2 separate regions of the Homo sapiens genome follow, and region 1 is linked to region 2. Evidence: chromatin contacts called from ENCODE POLR2A ChIA-PET data. All regions are on one chromosome and are shown on one strand. Each heading gives the region's core, a stretch centred on a gene start or an enhancer-like site at or near the end of the contact. The rest is flanking DNA. Distances are from core to core; before and after follow the strand shown. Region 1 overlaps ESPN (espin). Region 2 overlaps KCNAB2 (potassium voltage-gated channel subfamily A regulatory beta subunit 2).

Region 1 (6,510 bases), core at 8-2,507, 360 kb before region 2:
AGTCCCCAGCCGGCTCGCCAGCCATGATGCTGCAGCCGGGCCCGCAGCTCTACGACGTGATGGACGCGGTCCCAGCGCGGCGCTGGAAGGAGTTCGTGCGCACGCTGGGGCTGCGCGAGGCAGAGATCGAAGCCGTGGAGGTGGAGATCGGCCGCTTCCGAGACCAGCAGTACGAGATGCTCAAGCGCTGGCGCCAGCAGCAGCCCGCGGGCCTCGGAGCCGTTTACGCGGCCCTGGAGCGCATGGGGCTGGACGGCTGCGTGGAAGACTTGCGCAGCCGCCTGCAGCGCGGCCCGTGACACGGCGCCCACTTGCCACCTAGGCGCTCTGGTGGCCCTTGCAGAAGCCCTAAGTACGGTTACTTATGCGTGTAGACATTTTATGTCACTTATTAAGCCGCTGGCACGGCCCTGCGTAGCAGCACCAGCCGGCCCCACCCCTGCTCGCCCCTATCGCTCCAGCCAAGGCGAAGAAGCACGAACGAATGTCGAGAGGGGGTGAAGACATTTCTCAACTTCTCGGCCGGAGTTTGGCTGAGATCGCGGTATTAAATCTGTGAAAGAAAACAAAACAAAACAAAAACGGCTTCTTGGCGTTTCTGCGGGGCTGGGGTGTTAAGTGGACTGGACTTTTCTCGAGGGATTCGAAGGGGACGGGAATCTTGTCACCCCGGGATCTGGCACCCATGGTGGAGTCCAGTGTGGCCTTAGCTCCCAAGCCTGCCCCTCCCGAGTCCACTCTGGCTCAATTACCCCGAGAAGGAGAGAGCAAGTCGCGGCCACAGCGAGTGAGTGAACCGGAGCCCAGATGAGAGCGCTTTAATGGGGCTGCGAGGTGGCGGAGACAGGGTCGGGATGGGGTGCAGCAGTTGGAGACACAGGGTCAGGGCCCCTCATCCTCTATTCACTCCACCGGGGCAGTGAAAGGGTCCCGGCAGCGAGTGGGTCTGGCTGGGGACGGGGCGCAGACTTGAGGGAGGTGGGGCCAGAGGTGGGGTCCCGGGGGCCACAAGTGCGGCCCGGCCAGACAGGCAGTTTTCATGTTTCTGGTAAACAAATGACTGAGAGGAAACCCTTGGCGGGGATAAGAAATGAGGCCCGGGCTAGGCCGCGCGCAGATCTGGGTCAGAGAGGAAGGGAAAACCCCTTCCCCGAGCTCGGGGCCTGCCTCCACCCAGGATGCGCCAGCGACGCCGGTTCCGGGGTGCGGGGGAGGGGGCTGCATCCTGGAGGGGGCTGAGCCCCGCAGGAAAACAAAGTCACCACCCACGGGGCTGGGGAGAGCTCTGCACTCTTTGATAGTCAACGAACATGCAAATATATGTAAGTCGGCATGCAAATAAGCAGCATTTGTTGTTGTTTGCGTCAGCAGCTTGGGCACTTTTTCTGGGCAACCGTGGCGGCGTGTGCACTCCAGTGTTGCCAAGGGCTGGGGATACGGGGGGCCAGGGTGGGGGTCAGGGAGGGTTTCCAGCGCAGGAGGGGAGGGCTGTGCGGCTCCCAGCCTTTCCACCAGGGCCTGGCTGGCTGGGGCTGGGGCGGAGGGCCCCACGGAGCTGCGAGGCTGCGGACAGGAGTCTGCGGCCTCTAGTACTTAGCGATGTCCCCCTTCTTCAGGATGACCTGTCGCTGCCAGGGCGCCAGCTTGCTCTCATCGTAGCCCAGCGTCCGCAGCTTCTCTGACTGTTCCTTCTCCCGCCGCAGCTCCTCCTGCTTCTGTCGCTCCTCCTCTTTCCTGAGGCAGTGGGGAGGGGGGCAGACCCGGTGAAGTCTGGGGCCAGATACCCAGGCTGGCAGAAAGGGTGGGGCCAGGCACCAGGCAGAGGCCAGGTCACCCATGCAAGGGGTGGGTTACTGAGGGCTGGGGCTCGGTTGCTGAAGACAGAGGGGCTAGATTGGGGGCAGAATGGGGTTACTGGAGCACAGGGGAGCTGGGTGAGTGGGAGGTTAAGGCTGGATTATTGTGGGCTGGGGTTTTACTGGAAACAGAGGTGCTGGGTCACTGTGTGGCACCATGTGAGGAGGTGGTATTGCTGGGTGCAGCAGCAAGATTACTGGGACCAGGACTTGAGTTGTGGGGGAGCTGTCAATATGAAGTATTGAGGACTGGGGTGGGGCTGCTGGGGAGCAGAGAGACCATATAATTGAGAGAGGGACTGAGAATTAGAGACAAGTTATTAGAACATAGAGGGTAGATCTGCCTGTTGACAGAGTAGTCACTAAGCACATGTGGCTGCTGAACATTTGAAATGTGGCTGGTCTAAATTGTGATGGATTGCAGGTGTAAAATGTGCATGATATTTCAAAGACTAAGTTTTATTATTATTTGAGTCAGGGTCTCGCTCTGTTGCCAGGGTGGAGCGCAGTGGTGAGATCATGGCTCACTGCAGCCTCGACCTCCTGGGCTCACGTAATCCTCCCACCTCAGCCTCCCAAGTAGCTGGAACCACAGATGTGTGCCACTACGCCCAGCTATTTTTTTTTTTTTTAATTGAGACAGAGTCTCGCTCTGTCACCCAGGCTGGAGTGCAGTGGCACGATCTCGGCTCACTGCAACCTCCACCTCCCAGTTTCAAGTGATTTTCCTGCCTCAGCCTTCTGAGTAGCTGGGATTACAGGAGCGTGCCACCATGCCCAGCTAATTTTTGTATTTTTAGTAGAGACGGGGTTTCACCATGTTGGTCAGGCTGGTCTTGAACTCCTGACCTCAGGTGATCATTCTGCCTCCGCCTCCCAAAGTGCTGGGATTACAGGCGTGAGCCACCGAGCCCAGCCCGCCCAGCTAATTTTTTTTTTTTTTTGAAATGGAGTCTCACTCTGTTGCCCAGGCTAGAGTACAAAACGGCGTGATCCTGGCTCACTGCAACCTCCGCCTTCCAGATTCAAGTGATTCTGCTGCCTCAGCCTCCCGAGTAGCTGGGATTACAGGCATGCGCCATCACGACCACCTAATTTTTATATTTTTAGTAGAGACAGGGTTTCACCATGTTGGCCAGGCTGGTCTTGAACTCCTGACCTCAGGTGATCCACCCGCTTCAGCCTCCCAAAGTGCTGGGATTACAGGTATGAGCCACTGCGCCCAGCCCCCTGCAGCTAATTAAAAAAAATTTTTTTTGCAGGCCTGGTGCGAAGGCTTACGCCTGTGATCCCAGCACTTTGGGAGGCTGAGGCGGGTGGATCACCTGAGGTCAGGAGTTCGAGACCAGCCTGACCAACATGGCAAAACCCGGCCTCTACTAAAAATACAAAAATTAGCCGGGCGTGGTGGCGGGCGCCTGTAATCCCAACTACCAGGGAGGCTGAGGCAGGAGAATCACTTGAACCCAGGAGGTAGAGGTTGCAGTGAGCCAAGATTGTGCCACTGTACTCCAGCCTGGACAACAAGAGCAAAACTCTGTCTCAAAAAAAAAGAAAAAAGCCAGACTTGGTGGCTCATGCCTATAATCCCAGCACTTTGGGAGGCCGAGGCGGGTGGATCGCTTCAGGTCAGGAGTTTGAGACCAGCTTGGCCAACATGGTGAAACCCCATCTCTACTAAAAATACAAAATTAGCTGGGTGTGGTGGCACACGCTTGTAATCCCAGCTACTTGGGAGGCTGAGGCAGGAGAATCACTTGAACCCAGGAGGCAGAGGTTGCATGAGCCCAGATCGCCACTGCACTCCAGATTGGGTGACAAGAGTGAAACCCCATCTCAAAAAAAAATTTTTTTTTTTTTTTTTTTTTCGCAGAATGAGGTCTCACTGCATTGCCCAGGCTGGTCTCAGACTTCTGGGCTCAAGTGGTCCCCCTGCCTTGGCCTCTCAAAGTGCTGGGATTACATGTGTAAACCACCATGCCTGGCCAAAGACTTACTTTTACAAGAGGAGTATAAAACATCTCATTAATAATTTTCATAATTGATTATGTGTTGAAATAATATTTTTGATATTTTGTGCCAAATAAAACAGTACTAAAATGAAGCTCACCTATATCCTTCTACATTTTCACTGTGGCTACTAGAAAATTTTAAATTACATCTGTGGCTCTCATTACATTTCTATTGGCCAGCACTGGGCTGGGTGAGATGACTAGGGGCAGAAAGTACATTCTGAGGGCCAGACAATCAAGGTGATTGATAGTGGGGTTAGGTTAACTGAAGGGTAGAAAAGGCCAGGTTAATAGGAGGCAGGGACTGAGTAACCGGGAACAAAGTTATTAGAGCATGAGAGAGAGATTCTGGGGTATTATAGGGAGGAAGGAGGCTGTGCTACAAGGGCCAAGAGACAGGAGGATGTACTCAAATTGGCCTGGATGAAGGGACGACCCTCTGCGACTTGGGTGGGGATAAGGGTGGCAGGTTGGGGCCAGCCCTGCACTCACCGCTTCTGCTCCCTGGAAGGAAAAAGAGACAGTGTCACTTGGTACCTCCACCTCAGGGACGCAGTCAAGACACCCTGCCAGGCCAGCCTCTGCCTGACCCCCAGCTCACCTCTCTTCTTCCAGCTTCTTCCGCAGGAGGTCCCGCCTCCAGGCGGGCATGCTGGCCAGCCGGGCCTCCTCCTCCTCCTCCTGAAACACAACCACAAAGCTTCAGGGCCTGCAGGGGCTGGGAGATAGGGGGCACCCTCAACCTCGGGACCTGAAGGAGTCAGGGTCACAGGAAGACATCCTTTTGATGCACATCTGTGTGACAAGTGGATGGAGGTGCCTGGTCACACCCCCTCAGAGCTGGCCTCCTTTCCCCTAGTAACCCAGACCCTCATGTCCTACAGGAGGCACCAGAGAGATCAGAGCTGAATGGGACAGAAGCAGAGAACAAGTAGCTGGGACCCAGAGGTCCTGAGCCTGATTCCCCGCAGAGGCAGGTGGCCAATGGCCACAGGCCCAAGACCTCTGGGCAGACGCAGATGCCAGCCAGCCCCCACCCAGCCTCTTGGCTCAGGGAGACTCAGGCTGCCCCTGGCTCCCCTGTGAAGGACCTTCACCCCATGGTTGCCATCTTCCCAATAGAGTGGATACGGGCACTACAATCGTGGGGCTACAATGACATCAGGGGCAGGTGTGGTGTCCAACGCAGGCAGTTTACAGCAAAGAGTTTTATTTCCTGAATGTTACAGAGGAGAACGGGTCTGTACACGGCACACTTCACACAGAACACTGCACACGTGGCACCCTTGACCTCAGCCAAGGAGGTAGCTGTGAACTCCAGTGGAAAACCAAAGAGCAGGCCACACTGCCGCAAGGAGGAGCCGCAGCCCCTCACTCAGAGGGGCTTCTTCTGCTGCCTGGCTCCACACAGAGCTCAGCAAGGCCACGGGGCCAGAGGCGGACACCTGGTCTGTTCTGTGCCTGCCCTGCCTATCCGACCAACGCCCCACAGCCCGCCACGATGGGACCTCAGAGGCTGAGGCAGCCTGGTCCTGGGCCCTCCGGGCTGCTCAAGGCCACAGTCCTGGGCTCTTCCTGCTGCTTCCAGCCTCTGGAGGGCGTCAGACAGGCGTCCAGGCCCACGTTAAGACGCTCGAGGGTGAACTGAGAATTCCGAATTCCGCTGCTCAGATGTCAAACAGCTCTGCCTCCTTCTCTTTCCAGAAGGAGAAGCTGCGGTCGATGTAGCGGCAGATGTCCTCGTTGCTGAACTCGCCCATCTCAGACACCAGTTCCAAGGGGTCTTCGGCGGGGGCTTCGGAACCAGGAGAGTCTGAGGTCGGGGGAGGCGCGGCGGGCGGGGGCGGCGGCGGCGGCTGCGGCGCAGGGGCCAGGGCCTCGGGCTGCCCCTCAGGCGGGTCCCCCGTCTGAAATGGAGCAGCCTCTTCGGTCCGCTCCTGTTCTTTCCCCTCCTCTTCCTTTTCCTTCGCCTGTTCTTCGGGGGCCGGCTCAGCCTCCAGGCCGTTTCCGAAGAACCGGTGCCTGAGGTCCTCGAAGCCGTCGCTCCAGCCGCGCCGGCCGGCCTCCACCTCCTCCAGCACCACGCGGTGGAAGAGGCGGATGCGCTCCCACGGGTGGCTGCCCAGTCGGTCGAACATCTCGTAGCACAGTAGGTGGCGGAACTTGCGCTCCTCGCGGCTCAGGCCCATCTCGAGTAGCTGGAAGTAGCCGAGCATGAAGAGGTCGAGCGTGAGGCTGTCGTAGTGCGGGGGTGCGCCGCCGTCCAGGGGCGGCAGGAAGTGCTGGGGCCAATACAGGCCGTGCGCCAGGCCCGGGCTTGCCGGCACGCGACGCAGCAGGCTCCGCCAGTGGCCCAGCAGCTTGCCCACCGCCTGCCGCTGCCTCAGCAGCTGCCGCAGCCGTTCGTCGGGGCTGTGGGCCTCGCTGTTGCTCGCCGGCAGCCGGGGGGCGTCCGTGGCCTCCAGCCCCGGGCCAGCACCGGCAGCCGCCACGCGGGGCAGCAGTCCGCGTAGGCGCGCCTGGGCGCGGCGGCCTGGTCCGCGGCAGGCCCAGCGGCGCCAGTGCTCCAGGAAGAGGTAAACGATGCGCTCCTTGCGCAGGTCGAGGTAGTCCTGGACGCCGCGCAGCTTCGTGCAGAGGGG
Region 2 (6,006 bases), core at 1,521-4,020:
TCTCTCTCCACGGGCCCTTTCCAACCCACCTGCCCTTGGCTGCAGGCTCCGGTTTGGGGGATGCCCCAGGCCCTGCTGCTGGCAGCCTTTTCCTCCCCTCCCGTGTCACCCTGGCCCAGCCCTGACCCTGAGGAAATGAGAGGAGCAAAAAGTCACAGAGACCGATGGGTTTGGGCTTTATTTATTTTGTCATTCCATAAATACGGTGGCTGTGTCGCGGTCTGAGTCTCGTTTGGAAGCTCGAGGCATAGGACAGTCTCTGCCTGGGTAGGGAATGCAGTTAGCTGAGGAACCACGGTAGGTTTAAAAAAAAAGACTCGGGGAGAGAAAAAGCACATTATTTACATGACTGGACAAGGACAGAAGGTGGGAGGAAGCCCCTGTCACTCCTTGGGACCTGGGATCTGAGCACAAAGCTGAGTGGGAAACAGTGGGGGCTCCGAAGCGTCCAGCAGGGCCAGCGCCCTCCTTTCTAGACCCCGACTGCCCTTGGTCTTCTGCCCTTTCTTGGATGGTCCTACCCAATACCTCCTCCCGAGAGGGGGGACCTGGCCCTAGGAGGCAGAGCCCCCTCACATCCTCCCTGTAGATGGGTGTGGAGCAAGCAGGACATCCAGGAACCAGGTCGTGGAAAGAGCTGCGCCAGAGGCTGACTGCATCCTGACACTGGGGCCTGGCCTCTCTGTGTTTGGCAAACCCGCAGCCTTTGGGGGCTCAGCTGCCCCAGGTGTGCCTCGCATTAAGCAGCAGTGCCCACCCTGGGCACCACCTCGCGCTGGTCCCTCTTCCAACAGTGGGTGGGGCTGGGTGGCAGTGGGGATGGGGCCAGCCACCCTCCCTGATGGCGAGGGTGGGCCACCTGCCCTCTGGCACCATTGGCCACTGCAGGACCCTGTCCGGGAAGGAAGCAGGCGACCCCCACCTGGGCCCAGGGCCATAGGCTGGGACCTCCGTTGGGAAGGGACTTCCCCACCCCACACTCACAGGGCTGCTTCTGGTGAAGCAGGCAGCAGGACTGAGTGGAGACCCCCGGGACTTGGTCTATGAGGAGGGGCAAGGGTTCTAGGCGCCAGGGGCAGCATGAAGGGGGGTCGGTAATAGCAGAAGCTGATCCCCCTCCTCCCCTCGCCCCAGCCTCTCCCCGCTGGCCTTTCTGACTTTCACAGTTTCCCAGGCCTTGGCCCGGCCAGGACTGGACAGCAGGCTCCCGCAGGACGGCAGGGTGGAGCCTTCTGGAATAGTGGCTCCTCCAGGGGCAAAGCGGGAACAGAGGTGCCTGCACTGAGGGTGCGCCCTGGGGGCAGGAGACACAGGCTTCCCTATGGAGCTAGCTGGCGAGGGGTGGGGGTGGCTTCAGTGGAGCCCTGCCCCGCGTGGTCTGCAAAGCCTGGGTACTGCTTGGGACACAGGCCTGGGCCTGTAGGTGGCACCCCGCACCTGCAGACTTACTGGCATCCCTTGCCCTCCGGCCCAAGCTGCACGGGGGCGTCACTCTGGCCTGTCCTGCCCTCTCTCCCCTCTGCCCAGCCTGTCCCAGGTGTCAGGCAGTGGGAGGGGCTAACCAGCCCTGCCCGTCTTTCCAGGGAGAGGTTCCCTGAGGTCTTTTCCTACATTGTGGGGGTGCTGTGGGGGTGCAGCCCCCAAGTCATGGGCACAGAAAACCCCAAAGACCCTTCCTTACTGAAAGGGTCCAAGCATGCGCTCCACAAAACCCAAGCCCACCAGCTCGGTGCAGAGCAGCGGCCTGGGCTGGCGGGCGGCTTTAGAGAAAGTCTACAGGGGCCGAGAGGAGTGCATCCTTGTGCACAGGGCCGGCCCCTGCTGCCACTTGCCGTGGTGTGGCCAGCAGCCACCGTGCAGCTAGGAGCACATGACCACAGGGCCTTCCGGGGCCAGGACAGAGGGGTGGCCAGACAGAGGGGCCTGCCCCACTGGGACCCCTCCCAAGCGCTCCGGGCCTCACTGGCATGAGGCTCATCATTGGTGTGTAGGAGGAAGACGGTGGGAGGCTGAGCTAGAAATCACACCGCTACGCTTTTTGTGGCTCCCAAACTGCAGAGTCAATCCCCCTGGGGTCCCTGCCCCTGCCAGCAAGGGTGGGGGTGGGTGGGGGTCAAGGGCCAGCTCGAGCTTGGTAGGCATGGCCCCTGCCGGGACCCAGTGGGGCAGGTTGGAGCAGAAAAGGATGGGAGAGGAATCTGTGGTCAGGCCCCAGATTCCTGGAGCCCTTGGAAAGTGGGAGGTGGAGGAAGACCCCCAGTGGGGAGGCCCTGCCCCAGCAACCAAGGCCCTGGCAGAAGGGGCCCCTCGATGGGCCAGACCCCTTTCCCCTCTCCCCCTACACCAAGTGGGGATTCTCAGCAGAGGAGAGGCTGGCCCTGCCCGCCCCAAGGACCCAACCAGGCCTTGGCCTGGCCTTGACTTTGGGAACCTTGGAAATCTTTGGGCCTTGACTTTGGGAATCTTGGCTGTGGCTGGGAGAAAGCTGGGTGGTCTTGGAGGATGAGCAGAGGTGACAGGCTTGGGTGGGACCGTTTGAACATCCTTCCTAACCAGTGCCTTCCCCGGCACAGACTGGACTTCGACATTGTCCGGCGAAGCAGTGGGTGGTGTCTGGCAGCGACTTGGGAGATCATTTCCCGATGACATCACAGTGTGGTGTTTTCTCTTGGATGCAAACCACACTCTTCACTTGGCTTCAAAACAGCTTAAGCGAGCGAACAGAGACTAGGAGGGAACGGAAACTGTCCGAGCAGGCGGGCGGGGGCGGCTTAGGATCTGTAGTCCTTTTTGCTGTAGGGTTTATTGCCCAAAATACTATCAATCTCGTGGATAATGGAAGATGACAGTTTCGGAAGGACCTGCGTGCAAGAACAACAACAAATCAGAATCCCACCAACAAGACGGGCCTGGCCTGGGGAGGAGGTGGGGCCAGGCTCTTCCAGATGGTCGGCTGGCCAGGCCCGGGTTGCCCCATCACATCTGGGCTCCATCTGAGGCAGATGGAGGCCACGCTGCTTTTGTGTTTCAGAAGGTTTGGGGCAGAGAGGAAGCATGCCTGGGTCTGTGCACTCCCTCTCAAATGTCAAGGTGCCCTAGAACCTTCCTGAAGGGTGGTGGCAGCAGTGACATAAAATGGAAACTCCAGGCCAAATGCTGGACTTCCATGTCCGTGACTGCTTTTTCCAGCTGCGCCTGCCTCAGCATACAGCACCGCCACCCTTCCGGGTGACACACCCGGGGACCGACTTCCACCTCGCCTTCTCACCCCCACATCCAGTTTGTCAGCCAGTCCCGGGGGCCCCACCTTCCCAAACATCCAGGATCCAACCACCACTCCCGTCTCGGACCCGCAGCTGCCACTTCCCACCAGGGCTCTCTGCTTCGACTTTTGCTTCCCAAAGCCTCCCCGATGGAGCAGCCGGAGAGCAGCCTCCCTTTCCAGGCTGAGCTGCAGCTCGCCCTCCTCTGCCCACAATTTTGCCACGGCTCCCGTCTCACTCAGAAGTCCCTGGAGGTGTTTCGTGCCTCTCAGGATCTGCCCCTCTGCTCCAGGCCTTTTTGGGCCTTTGCATCAACTCTTCCTGCTGGTGGAAGGTTCTTCCCGCAGGCATTTGCGTGACTTACTCCGCATCTCTCAAGACTGCTCAAGCACCACCTTCTCAACAAGCCCACCTGACAGGCCCCCTTGAACCTGAGTCTGCAGCGCCACCGTCCCTGGCCCCAGCTCCCTCCCTTTATCTCTGGCTTCTCTCCTACAGCGCTCGTCCACCCTGACACACATTCTAACCTCCTTGTTTCGTGCAGTTAGTGTTCATGTCTGTTCCTGCTGGAAAGCAAGCTCTCCAGGAGCACAACTCTGATGGTTCACGGGCGCATCCTGAGTGCCTAGAACAGAGCCTGGCACGCAGGACGAGCCTGGGAGGATGCACTGGACGGGGCTCGGGCTGGGATGGGCCCTCTGCCCAGCAGGGCCTCTCACTCTTACCTGTATTGCCCCAATGTTCTCCATGAGCTGGTCCGCATTGGAGGCCCCCAGGAGCACGGAGCTGACTCCCTCATTCCTCAGGCACCAGGCTGTGGCGGCGAGACCCAAGGTGAGGGAGAAACACCCACCACAGGGGCCCCTGATGGGTCTGCCTTGCCTCTGACTGGGCCGAGAGACCCAGCATCTTGGTCTGGGGGTCTGAGGGGGTCTAGGAAGCCCTGCAGTGCTGGGCACGGGCTTTGTCTAAGAGGTGGCTGGAGGAGGCATGGGGGAGCCCGCTGCTCCCTGATGGAGAGGTGGCCCAAGTGCTTAGCGCTCCCCATCCTCTTCCCATGAAAGCGGGAGCCCCATTACCTATGGCTGGCAGATGGAGGGGGTGGCCCAGGTCCTCAGGGACTCCTGACATCCCCCTAGAGGCATGGGGTCCCAACCATGCCCCTTAGAGCCCGATTACCCGAGGCTGGCTGGGGGATGATGTCCAGGGATCCCTTCCCTCTCTCCCCGGAGACACTGGCCCCATGGCAACCCCACCCTGTTACCTACGGCCAGCTGGGGCAGGTTCTCCCCAGGGGCACTGGCCCCATGGCGACCCCACCGTTACCTATGGCCAGCTGGGGCAGGGTGCAGCCCAGGCGCTCGGCGATGGCCTGCAGCTCCTTCAGCTTGGCTTGCTGGCGCCGGCCCTCCTCACTGAGGATCTTGTCCTTCAGCCACTGGTAGCCCTGGTTGCGGGGGAGGGGAGCAGCACAGCTACAGATGAGAGCAGGTCACCTGGACCCCCACGTGCAGGGGGCCGATGGGCTCATTCCTTCTGGACCCTTCTCCCTCATAGGGGCTCTTCTCATCTTGAAGCCAGGGCAGTGCCCCTGCCCCAGGCCTCTCAAGTAGGGGAGAGTGGGCAGTGGGCCGGGCACGGGCTGGTGGATGAGCGGGGCCTGTCCAGGCTCTGAAGTGCAAAGACTGTGGTGCTGGCCCAACCCCAAGTCAGGACAAGGAGGCGAGGTGCTGGCCTTCCTTCTCTTAGGAAACTTGGCAGCCTGGGGTCTCGGCTGCCACCCGTGGCCCAGAAGAACCTCCTGGCCCTAGGGGAGTGCTCTCTCCCCTGGCCATCCCCCCCAGAGGATTGCAGGGCCTCCTGGAGGGGGGCCCTGACCTTGCCATGGGATGGGAGGAGTCGGGGGCCAGGCCACGTTGCCCTGGAACCCAGGGCTGTGGGCCCCAGTGCTGAGACTGCTGGCTGGGCAGACTTTCTTGGCCTGCTCCTTGTTCTCCAGATCCTGCAGTCTGGGGACCCTCCTGAGTCCCCACTCAGAGGTTGTGTGGTGGGGAGGGGCGCCTCTCCCAGGGTCACCTCCATGTGGCTTTGCAGCCCCCATCTCGGAGCCCAGGCCCAGGGGTCTCAGAGTTCTGAATGCTGGGCTGTGGTGGGGGGCAGAGGTGGGGGATGTGGTAGGGGGTAGAGATGGGGGGATGTGGTGGGGGCAGGGGGGGGGATGTGAAAGGGCCTCTCCACTTGGGCCTGTGCCACAGGCTGGGCAGCCCCTCTACACATGGGATCAGGCCAGGAGGGGCTCCATGTTCTCACGCCAAGGAGCCCGCCCCCAGCAGACCGAGGTGGGAACAGCTGCAGCTCCCGGAACCCCTGCCCAGCACCAAAGCAGTCGGCCCAAAGGTCCCACCCGTCCAAAATGCCTATCCCCTGCCCGTCCCTCCCCACCAGGCTGTTCCTTCACCTTCAAGGAGGCTCTTGAGTAGGGTGGGATGCCACTGTCGTACTTGCCAGAAACAATGCCACAGGCCAGAGGGGACCAGGTCATGGCGCCCACTCCTGAAGAGGAAAAGCAGGTGGAGTCAAGCCCTGGGCCCGAGAGCAGGGGTGGGGTGGGGCGGGGCGAGGGGCCCGAGGGTGCCCACCTATCTTGTGGAACAGCTCCGGCAGCTGCACCTCCACTTTCTCACGCTGGAACATGTGGTACTCAGCCTGCTCGCAGATGGGCGGGGTCAGGTTGAACTGCCGG

Evidence for each region. ChIA-PET counts read pairs that join two places held with the same protein, here RNA polymerase II (POLR2A).
Region 1: POLR2A ChIA-PET joins it to region 2 with 10 read pairs in Panc1. The contact joins two enhancer-like sites. POLR2A ChIA-PET finds 5 or more read pairs at or near these places in 3 of 52 experiments (BJ, Panc1 and naive thymus-derived CD4-positive, alpha-beta T cell).

What each region holds. Positions count from the first base shown.
Region 1 is chr1:6,455,223-6,461,732 of GRCh38, reverse strand. It overlaps ESPN (espin), which reads right to left. Exons shown (of 13, transcript NM_031475.3): 11 at 4,470-4,549; 12 at 4,361-4,372; 13 at 789-1,734. The coding sequence ends at 1,587. It overlaps TNFRSF25 (TNF receptor superfamily member 25), which reads left to right. Exons shown (of 10, transcript NM_003790.3): 10 at 1-947. The coding sequence ends at 299. Among named protein-coding and RNA genes, the nearest start is that of TNFRSF25, 7.7 kb to the left of the region's middle. RefSeq lists silencers at 1,306-1,365, 2,687-2,893. Within about 2 kb of position 1,257, at least 5 of the 41 ENCODE cell types and tissues checked have a DNase peak (open chromatin) inside an H3K27ac peak, as active enhancers do.
Region 2 is chr1:6,095,340-6,101,345 of GRCh38, reverse strand. KCNAB2 (potassium voltage-gated channel subfamily A regulatory beta subunit 2) reads right to left here. Exons shown (of 16, transcript NM_001199862.2): 12 at 5,903-6,006; 13 at 5,722-5,816; 14 at 4,590-4,710; 15 at 3,989-4,077; 16 at 166-2,861. The coding sequence ends at 2,772. Among named protein-coding and RNA genes, the nearest start is that of KCNAB2, 52 kb to the right of the region's middle. Within about 2 kb of position 2,770, at least 3 of the 41 ENCODE cell types and tissues checked have a DNase peak (open chromatin) inside an H3K27ac peak, as active enhancers do.